2 separate regions of the Homo sapiens genome follow, and region 2 is linked to region 1. A link is a loop called in an ENCODE intact Hi-C map of the cell type or tissue named here. Cell type or tissue: heart left ventricle. All regions are shown on one strand. Links, peaks and the distances in the headings refer to the core of each region. The heading gives the core; the rest is flanking DNA. Region 1 overlaps HDAC11 (histone deacetylase 11). Region 2 holds the start of FBLN2 (fibulin 2).

The links. Peaks named below come from ENCODE experiments on the same cell type or tissue, not always from the same donor. Only the 100,000 strongest peaks of a DNase experiment are listed, where the experiment ranks them.
Region 2: a loop joins it to region 1, with 2.7 times the contacts of the local background. A loop is called at or near these places in 10 of 110 quality-filtered maps.

The regions. Positions count from the first base shown.
Region 1 is chr3:13,493,897-13,499,264 of GRCh38, reverse strand. It overlaps HDAC11 (histone deacetylase 11), which reads right to left. Exons shown (of 10, transcript NM_024827.4): 4 at 2,413-2,529; 5 at 710-752. Among named protein-coding and RNA genes, the nearest start is that of HDAC11, 16 kb to the right of the region's middle. In heart left ventricle, for the core only: CTCF peaks have their summits at 2,817 (motif pointing left) and 4,669; DNase peaks (open chromatin) are centred at 2,854 and 4,574.
Region 2 is chr3:13,543,983-13,549,350 of GRCh38, reverse strand. FBLN2 (fibulin 2) reads right to left here and starts at 226. Exons shown (of 18, transcript NM_001004019.2): 1 at 143-226. In heart left ventricle, for the core only: no CTCF peak of the experiment used is centred there; DNase peaks (open chromatin) are centred at 260, 1,140 and 2,400; H3K4me3 peaks cover 694 bases; H3K27ac peaks cover 1,849 bases; H3K27me3 peaks cover 1,043 bases.

The sequences.
Region 1 (5,368 bases), core at 278-5,277:
CTGGGAGGCGGAGGTTGCGGTGAGCCGAGATCGCGCCATTGCACTCCAGCCTGGGCAACAAGAGTGAAACTACGTCTCGAAAAAGAAAAAAAGAGCCTGGTGAAAAAGAGCTTTGTAAATTGTCAAGTGCTGTGCCTCCAGGAGGGACAATGACAGGGACAAGGGAGACTCCCGTGCAGCCCTCCCATGAGCCAATCTTGTGGGAGATTCAAGGGGGCTGGGGAGCACGGGCCCTCTGGACCCTTGAGAAGGTGGTGGTATTGACCCAGGATGTGCCCACCCAACCCAACATGACCAAGCCTCTGTGGGCTGTCCTGGGCCCCAGGACACAGGTGGAGTCCTTCAGGGAAGACACAAGGCAGGCTTCAGACCATGCTGAGCTGCCCAAGGATGGCACACGCTCTCTGGAAGGGAGGAAGCTCCCTGCCACCGGAAGTACGCAAAGAGGGGGCTGGGGAACCACCCGGGGACCTCCTTAGACAAGGATCCCACGTCAGATGGAGGCACTGGTCAGTCTCTCCCAGGTACCTAGGAGGCTACACATCAACCTCCAGGCCACTCCACAAGGAGGCTAGGGTGACTTGGGAAAACCAGAGCTTCTGAATTCACAGCTGCCACCTCCAGGATCCTCCCGCCCTCCCCCAGCCCCCTTTCAGGCCAGTTCCACCAAGCCGGGCTGGACATTCCCGAGGACATTCCCAGCACTCACCCACGTTGATGGCCCAGCCTCGCTCCACAGCCAGCTTCCCCGCCTTTGGAGACAAGCAGAGGGTGAGGGGGCGCAGGCAGCCGATCCACCAGTCATTCATTCACTGATTCATGCACTCATTCCATAAACACTGCTTCTAGCCAGCTCTGGGGGAAGGATGAGCTGAGCTACAAGGCAGGGGTATAGAAGGAACTCCCTACCCCAAGCAACAGTCCAGGAAGTAAGTGCCAGCTTGGCTGGCATATGAGATGTACAGTGCATAAGCACCTTTGAAATTGTGCAAGGAAACTGGAAAAAATAAAAGTACTTATCATCCATCACATATGAGCTGACAATAATTTTGATATGGCTTTCAAAGGGAAAATAGGCAAAGTTTTGCTCACAGAAATACAGTAGACTGGGCCAGGCGCAGTGGCTCACGCCTGTAATCCCAGCACTTTGGGAGGCCGAGGCAGGCGGATCACTTGAGGTCAGGAGTTCAAGACCAGCCTCGCCAACATGGTGAAACCCCGTCTCTACTAAAAATACAAAAATTAGCCAGGCAGAGTGGCGTGTGCCTGTAATCCCAGCTACTCGGGAGGCTGAGGCAGGAGAATCACTTGAACCCAGGAGGCAGAGGTTGCAGTGAGCCAAGGTCACACCCCTGCACTCCAGCCTGGAGGACAGAGTGAGACTCTGTCTCAAAAAAAAAAAAAAAAAAAGCAAAAAAAGAAATATAGTAGACTAAATACTGAAATCTTCCAGGAAATCATAGTTTTGGGGATGGGCAGTAATATTCTACTAAGCTAAAGGAAAAAGTACAAATTTACAAACATAACAGAACTGTAGGGGATCAGTAGGTAGTGATCCAGGGCTGGGTTAGATCCTCATACATTTGCATGTGAAACATTCCTCTATCTCCAAATAACTAGGCAGTGTGTGGCACATTTTTTTAAAAAAACCACACACACAATGTGAAACCTAATTTTGCTGTGGGGATTCTTTGTTGCCACACCCGCAGTGGGGGAGACGTGGAGGCTTATTCATCACTGAAGTCATGGAGGATCAGTTCTCCATCTTAATTTTGGGTGCATTAGGGCTGGGCATGGTGGCTCAAAGCCTGTAATCCCAGTACTTTGGGAGGCCAAGGTGAGTGGATCATTTGAGGTCAGGAGTTCAAGACCAGCCTGGCCAACATGGTAAAACCCCGTCTCTACTAAAAATACAAAAATTAGCCAGGCATGGTGGCGAACACCTGTAGTCCCAGCTACTCAGGAGCCTGAGGCAAGAGAATCGCTTGAACCTAGGAGGCAGAGGTTGCAGTGAGCCAAGATCACACCACTGCACTCCAGCCTGGGCGACAGAACGAGACTCTACTCAAAAAAAAAAAAGAAAGAAAGAAAGAAAAAACTGGTGAGGGGGTGTGCCTTAAAGCCATAGTGCTAGGATATCCGCTTTGGTGGGTGGAGAGGTATATTATATACTAGCAATTACGGTAACAAATAGGAGGTCATAGGAGAAGGAACGATGAGAAGAGAATTCTGATGTCCCAAGATGGGGAAAAAAGGCTTTTGGAGAAAGGGTCATTGTTGCCGAGCCTTGAGGAATATTTAGGATTCTGTTCAACTACTAAGTGGGAGGAGGGCATTCCAGGGCAAAGGAGGTGAGAAGGACCCTGGGGTGTGGGGGCCCCCAGCCCAGCCATGCCCCCCCACCCCACCTACCATTATGGTTCCTCCTGTCTGGGTCCGAAGGGGCCTCAGCACCTTCCTCTGCACAAGGAAGTTGGGGAGGAAGATAACGGGGGGGATTTCTGTGATGGTAGCAACAGCAAAGGACCACTGCGGAAAAAGACAGGGGCTGTTGGCCTCCGCTTCCCCACCCTGAGGCAACCCGTGAGAAATTGGTTCCCCGGGAAATGCCTTGAGGACAGTTTCCAGGTGCCCTTGGATGAACTCCCTGGTCAAGCACACTTCCTTTGGTAGAAATGAGAGCCAGAGCCACAACCCTACCAGGCTCCTGGCAAGCTCTGGGCTCAGTAAAGAGCAGTTTACACAATGCATTTCTTAAAGCTAGTTGGCCAGGGTTCCTCAGCGTTCTGAGGCCCTTGGCTGCCCTCTTGTGCCCAGAACAGGAGGTGCAGAGGGCTCCAAGTCAGCAGTGCAGGTCTAGGACTGCTTTGGGATAACAAATTAGTCTAGACCACCCACTGTACAGAAGGGGACACTGAGGCCTAGGCAGCGAGGATCTTCCCAAGGCCACACAATGAGTCACTGACAGAGCTGGGACGGGAGCCCTGGCCTCTGGCTCCCTCGCACTGCATTGCCTCTTTGTCCATTGGGAATCGGACCTTCCTGGCAAAAGGGATGCACTGCCCTCATCTCCAGCTGCTGAGGCTGGGGGGGTCTACGGTACCTGAAAGGTATCTGCACTAAGATCAGGACAGAGTGTGCCCTGTGACCTCCAAGTGCACCAGGTAAATATCCATGGCACTGGCTGCCCAGCTGAACCCAAACCCCAAGCCATCTCCTGGCTGAAAACGCATCCCTGCTCCCCACCCACGCGAGGCAGAGCCACTCACTTTGTAAATATTTACTAAGTGCCTGCTAGGTGCCCCAGGTGGGCACTGGAGGGCCCATTCTCATGCCAGGACACTTGCAGACACTTATTTGCAGTGTGATGAGTGTGGTGATGAAGAGGAGAACTGGGTGGGGGTTATTAGAGAGGCTTTCTGGGGGTGATGGCATTTGCAGGAGGTGAAGAGTGAATAGGAGTTATCCAGATGCAGAGGTCAAGGGAAAAAGGTATCTGTGGGCAGAGAAGTGAGTCCATGATCTAGAGAAGGTGGGTGCAGCTGGAACAGGGCAGGCTGAGCTTATCACACAGGGCCTGGTCTCCTAGCACAGGCTCACACATTGTCGTCAGGGCAGTAGGGAACCATAGATGGTGCTGTCCCAAGCTGCACTAGCTGCAGCAAGGAGAACCAATTAGGGGAACAGGAATAGAGAAGTAGCAGCCCTAGAGAGGAAGCATGAGATAAGAAGGGTCTGGGGTGGTAAGAGGAGCAGGTATTAGCAGGCAGCATGCAGGGACAAGGGGTAGAGGGCCCAGGTGTCGGGTCTGGGGCCTGTGAGGGTAATGGCACTTGGAGGTGAACCTGAAGCAGGGTACAGAGGCGGCACTAGGTTCTGCTCTCTATGGGCCAAGTCAGCCCCTGGGGCAGCCAGGTGAGACAGCTGAGGTTTAAGTGAGACTGGAGCTCAGAACAGGGGTGGGAGAGTGGGAGGTGAAGGGCTGGGTTGGGACTGCAGGCTTCCCATGCTGAAGGGCAAGGCCCAGAGAGAGAACCCCTGGGGACGATCAAGGGCTTCCCTGGGACAGGGTGAGATGTGGAAAGACCTAAGGTGCAGTGCTCAGGAGGCCAGGTGGAGAGAGGGTGGCTGGAAGGAGCAGGTGGAGGGAGGCACCAAGCTGCAGACATTCCATGAGAGGAAAGTGGGAAGTGTGGCCATTGCGTTCACCAACCAGGAGGAGGAGTTTTAGGATGGGAGAAACACGAGCATGTTCAATGACAGACAGCAGGCAGCAGGCAGGGAGAGGGTGGCCAGGGATGGGTGTGATGGCAGAGGGGTGACGAACCTCAGAGGGCCAAGAGGTGCTGTAGCCAGGCCACTCAGGGCCGGACAAAAGGCAGGACACACCCTAAGTCAGGCCCCAGCAGGGGCCTCATGGCTTAGGCCCTGGCCACCAGGGGAGGCTTCTGTCATAGTCCTGGGGGTGCCAGGCACCCAGCCTGCCCACACTGCTGGGGAATGCCCATGGCCACCAGCCCAGGCCGGCAAGGGCGGCTGAAGGCGGGGGAAGCTGGCATCACTCCCTCACTCTGGTAGAGAAGGCAGTGAGCAGGGTCCCACTCATGGTCGGGAAGGAGAGGTGCCCACGGGGCACCACTTCCACAAGCCCAGGCCCTCTGGCGGTAACATGGAGGCATCACAGGGCCTGGGAAGGGGTGGGAGTGTAAGAGCTGGGACCAGCACAGCCAGACAGCTGCAGGACACACCCATGAGTGTATGTATGTGTGTGTATGTGTCTTGTGTATACATGTGTGCACAGGTATGTCCGTGTGCGTGTGTGCGTGTGTGTATGTTGCGGGACAGACCCAGAGAAAGGAAGGTCCCTGCCTGAGGTCATCAGCTCCTCTTGTTCACCACACTCATCCCACTGCCCGGCAGAGGCCCCGCGTGTGGCTGGCATGGAACCATGGTTTTCCATGAACGAATGAGCAAACAAACGAGCCGCTGAAGGAGCACATGGAGTCACAGCCTCCCTCCCTCCCTGGGAAGCCAGCAGGGGACACAGACTGGAAGACAATGCAGCCGAGAGCCCAGCATGGACACAAACCACGAGAAAGGCATTCTCTCGTGTGCTCCACAGCCACGGGTCTCGCACAGCACTCCTCAAGGAGGCTTCCACCGGCAAGTCGTTTGGGAAGCATGGCTTATGCCGCCTGCCTCCTGGAGATTTGCAGCACATCCTAGCATGCTAAAGGCTCTGAGAAGTTCTGCAGCAAATATTCCATTCTAACTTTGCTCCCCCCAGATGTCAGAAGATCTGCCTGCCCTCTTTGCCTTTTAAGTCACACACACTAACCTTCTGCAAAACTGCAGTGGCATGGGACAC
Region 2 (5,368 bases), core at 180-5,179, 50 kb before region 1:
CGCGGGTGGAGGCGCGGGCAGCCCGCGAGGCGCGTCCGAGGGTCCGCCGAGCCGTCGGTGCGTCCGAGCGCCCCCGAGTCCTGAGCTGCGAGGCGCGGACCGACGGGGATGAGTCCGGGCGGGAGGGGCCGCGTGCACTCACCGCGGGGCACTGCGCTCGGCGTCCGTCCGTCCGTCCGCCCGGCCGTCGGCGCGTCGAGAGCCCGGGCGGCCCCTGGCTGTGTGCGCGCGGGGCGGGGCGGAGGCGCGAGAGGCGGGACCAGCCGGCCCCCGGCCCCCTCCCCTGACTCCGCCTCCGCCTCCGGGGCGGGGTCTCGGCCGCCCGCCGGAGAGGGGGCCGGGCCGGCGCCGCTCGCTCAGAGCCCAGACTCGCTGACCCGGCTCCTAGAGGCCGCCCGGCGCGCTCGCTGCGGAGCCCGCACCCTCCCTGCGCCCGGCCTAACCTCTGAGTGCCAGACCTGGCACTGCTGCCCACAGGGCAGGGCCAGGGGTTGGGGTCCGGCCACCTCAGCCAGCCTGAGCCTCAGTGATCACCCCTGGAAGATGGGCCCAGCAGCCTTGGGCACATTGTGAGGGCCTGAGGGGCCCGGCTACAAAACTGCCCAGAGGCCAGGCCCTGCCTCCCACCCGCCTTGCTTCCTACCCTGGGGGCCTGCCTGCAGCCCCACTGCTGCTGCATGTGCCTGGGCAGACGGTACTGAGCCCCCAGCTTTGGAACAGGTTCAGTTTGTCCTTTTCCTCAGCCCAGCTCTGATGCCTGTGACCACTGTGTGACCCCCGGGGTGTCTCTTCCCCCAGCCCACACCGATCCCTTTCTGGGTCTCTTTCGGGGTCTCCATCTCTGATCTAATGTCATCTCTCTGTCTCCCTTGGTTTGTCCCTCTTGGTCTCTGCATCTCCCTCTGACTTTATCTCTTGGTCTCTGTGTCTCTCTGAGTCTCTCCCATCCCTGTCCAGAGACGTATGGCCTGGTGGTCACCACCTCACATCTGAGCAGCAGCCATGGGCCCAAAGTGTGCCTGCCCCCACCCCCAGGGGTCTCCCTGCAGCCCAGGACAGGGGTGAGGCAGCCAAGAGCAAAGGCACAGGGCAGGGCAGCTGCCTGCCCAGGGCCGCACAGCAGAGAGGAGGTGGAGCCAGGAAGGGCCCATTGGCTTAGATGGGGCCACCCACAGAGAAGCCAGGAGCGGATGGAGGGGCCAAAGCCTGAGCTGGCAGCCTGTGCCTGGCCTGCCCCAACTTGTGTCTAACCCCAGGCAGGTGCCTTCCCTCTGGGCCCGTTTCCCCATTGGAGCTCTGTGCTTGCTGTTCCCTCAGGGCCTTTGCCATTGCTGTTCCCTCTGCCTGGGATGCTCTTCCCCAGATCCACCGTGGCTGACTCATCCCTGCATTAAGATGCAGCTGAAATCCCACCACCCCCAGAGAAGCCCTCCCTGAGACCCCAGCAGAGGTAGCAACTACCACTCTCCACCCTGGGACTCGGCCGCACTGTTATTACAGTACTTGTCACTGGCTGATTTCTCTTATTCATTTATAAATGACTATAGGTAGGATCACCTGGTCATTAAGAAAGTCACCACACACCAGCTGTGTGACCTTGGGCAAGTTACTTCACCTCTCTGGGCTTTATTTCCTCAACTGTAAAATGAACATAACGACATCAAAGCCTATCTTATAATGTTATTGGAAAGATCAAATGAACCGAAATGAGCCAAACCGAAAGTACAGATGCTCCTCGATTATAATGGGATCATGTCCCCATAAACCCATCGTAAATCGAAAATATAGTAAGTTGAAAATGCATTTCATCCACCTAACCTACAGAACATCATAGCTCAGCCAAGCCTACCTTAAATGTGCTCAGAACACTTCCATTACTAGCCTACGGGTGGGCAAAATCATCTAATACAAAGCCTATTTTATAATGAAGCATTGAATATCTCATGTAACTCATTGAATACTGCACAGAAAGTGAAAAACAGAATGATTGCCTGGGGATTCCAAGTAGGGTTTCTCCTGGGTGTGTACCACTTTCTCAACATCCTAAATTCAAAAAATCCTAAATCGAACCATCGTAAGTCAGGGATTATCTGTACTTTGGATGGGACTTGACCCAAGGGAGTGCTCAGTAAATATCTGATGAGTAAATGACAGATTGAATCCTTCCTCCTGTGGGGGAAGGAGGGGCAGTGGCCTGGGGTGATAGAGACCCTGGGCAGCTGCTAATGAGGCTCCCTTCCCCAGGCCTGGGAGGAGAGGCACTGAGCCAGATGCAGCTCACTCTGCAGCCCAGGGAGCCCAAGGCCTGGCCCGCCTTCCACAAGATAAAGTGGAGACACTTCTCCCGTCCTGTTATCTGAGCCGGAGATGCGGCCAAAGCGGCTGTCCCTTCAGAGCCCTTCCAAGACTGTTATCGCAGACAGAGCACGCATCACCCACCAGGAATTTGGGGCCCAGGGCCTGGCTGAGAAATGGTTGGAGGAAGTCAGGCTGATAAGGCCTAGACAGAATGATCACAGTGGGCAGCGAAGTTATTTACATCAGTGACAATCTCACCAGCTCCCTGGGCACTGAGGCGCCAGGGCCAGCAGGCATGAGGCTCACTTGTCCCACCTGTGCAGCCTGGATTGGGAAGAGAAGCCTTGCTGAGCTTCCTGGGTCTGCATCCTCACTGGGTAGCCTTGGGGAGGCTGCCTACGTTGGAGCATGGGTTCTGGGACCCAATGGCTTTGATTTAAATCCACATCCTCCCTGTATGACCTTCAGCAGGTGGCTTCAACCCTCTGGCCTCAGTGTCCTAGCCTATAAAGAAGTTCCTGCCTTATAGGATTGTTTTGAAGTTAAGATGCTTACAGCAGTGTCTGGTATATCATAAGCCCTCCATTAAATGTTTGTTGTTGTTAATCACAAACAACATTAACTTGAGCTGTTTGGATGAGAAAAGAAATTTGTGATCACAGTGTGCCTGGAAACCAAGCTTCGGGGAGAAAGGCCCAGTGACAGGGCCCAAAATCTCGCTGCCCACCTGGGTGCAGACAGCGTGAGGGCTGCCCACTCCTTGAATGGTGGGCCCCGGACTCCCCGCCAGGACTTCTCCCCAGCTCCCTCCAAGGGTCACAGTGCCTCTCCTTCCCCAGCAGTGGGTTCGGCCCTGAGCCTGCTTAGTCATCTCTCCCACCTCCCATTTGACAGCAGCTGCAGCCACAGTGGGGGCAGTGTGGGTCTCCCATCTGTCCCCAGTTGCAAGAGATACTAGGAAAGTCAGTGTCCAGGCCCCCCAAGACCCTCGAGGGGAAGAATTCCACACGATAGGAAAGATATCTAGACATAGGCCCACCTCCCCCAGGGGACAGCCCCACCTGCCATCCTGCTGCCCAACGAAGACCCAGGACACCACACCCGCTCCCAGGCTTTAGAACAAGGCTTCTCAGACCTGGCAGTGCATCTGAATCACCTGGGGAATTTCTCTTTTTTGTTTTTTTTTTTTTGTTGTTGTTGTTGTTTTGGAAATACCACTGTCTAGACTCTACTCCAGAACAATTAAATCCCAGTCTCCAGAGGGTGGAGTTGGGCATCAGTACTTTTTTTTTTTTTGTAATCCCCAGTAGGTTGTAAGATGTGCTGCCAGATTTGAAAAACACCACTTGGGGTACCTCCCTCTAGCCTTCCTCTTCCAGCTTTGTCCCTCCCCAGAGTGAAGAGTCTAAGAGAACAATGAGATGTGCCCGCCAGGAGTCCCTGATGACCCCCTACTCCTTTCCAGATCATATGCCAGTGCCCGGAAGTCCCTGCTTAAATGGCCCTGACCCCCAAAGCCTGCACAAGTCTCTTTCCGTCTTCCCTCCTCCCAAGAGTGGACTGCACACCAGTCTATACACCCCAGGCCCAGGCCCGAGGGCAGCTGCTGGCAGGTAGCATGAGCAGAGCATGGACATGTGGGCACACAGTCACTCCTGGGAGCCGGACACAGTCACTCCTGGGAGCCGAGTTCAGGCTCTCTCTGGTCTGGATCCCCACTGCATCTCCAGCCTTTCACCCACCTACACCCCGTCCTTACATCCCAGAGCCCTACTCCTCACCCAATGAAAAGCTGATTTCTTCTCTTACACCAGGAACTTCCCCACCTCTCTGCCTGTCCATCCCACTGTGAATGCTGTTCCACCTACCCACATCCTTCCTACCCTGTGGCAGAAACCCTCATCGGCCCCCACCATTCATGTAAGAAACATAACTATAGAAATTTTAGATGGCTTTCTGGCTGAAGATTTCACTCCCACCCTCCCTGGCAGCCAGGTGGGACCACAAACATGTCGTGCTGTTGAATTGGGGCAGAGTAATGTGGACAATTTCTGGCTCATGGCCTTAAAGGAAAAGATGATACAGCCACTTTGTATTACCAGGTGAGAGTCACATTTGCATGGAGGGAGTCCCTGGGCAGCAGAGGAGCACCACACCTGGCCTGTACCTTCACATGAGTCTTTTATAGCCTTGCTATAGCTAACAGCCTAACCTACACCCAACTAACAACCACCCCTCCCACTTCAATATCGAGCTCAAATGCTCTACTAAGAAGTCATAGACGAGCTGTGTTCTCTAGTCTCCCACCAAAGCTCATGACTCAGAGCCTTCCAAGAAGACCTGTGCAGTCTACATCTTTGGTTTCTGCCCATCCCCATCCCCTGCTCCAGCTGCCAGCCCCTGAGGCTCCTCTGCAGAGCCTTCTTGGCTCCGTTCTGGGTTGATGTGGTTCATTCGGTTGATGTGGTGTGGCCCACTGGGGAATCCCCTCCCCAGCCACGGTGGTTGGCTCAGGGAAGGGTATGTGGCCCTAGTGAGGGGCATCTGTATGTAAGGCAGATTGTGCCTGCCCTGGAGCCAGGGGAGGGAGCGCTCTTTCTGCCCTATTGCCCAGCTGGGGGTGTGAGCCAGTAGCTTGGAGACCACCTCTTAGGGGAACTTGCTGAGAATGAAACCAGCTCAGAGGTAAGGGCTGAGAGGAGGAGGGGAAGGAGAGAGAGGCTTTCTGATGGTATGATGTTTAAGCACCTGGTTATAGCTCAGCCTGAAGCCATCTTGCCCTTGGATCTTTCAGTTACAGGGGTCAATAAATGCTCTTTGGGGCTTCAGCCAATTTGAGTTGGGGTTTTGTTTTTGAGTTGGTTTAGTTGGGGTTTCTTGCACCTGAGATTTGGTGTGCTCACTTCTATCACCCAAGAGCCTTGGCTAATGGAATTCATCTCACTGAGACAACATTACCCACCAAGTCCAGCACCTGCACTTCCCAGGCCCCTTTGAACACTGGTGTTTGCCATTGAGGTTCCATTTTTTATGATGTCTAGGCTCTCTCCAAAGGTGGTTTGCCTTAAAT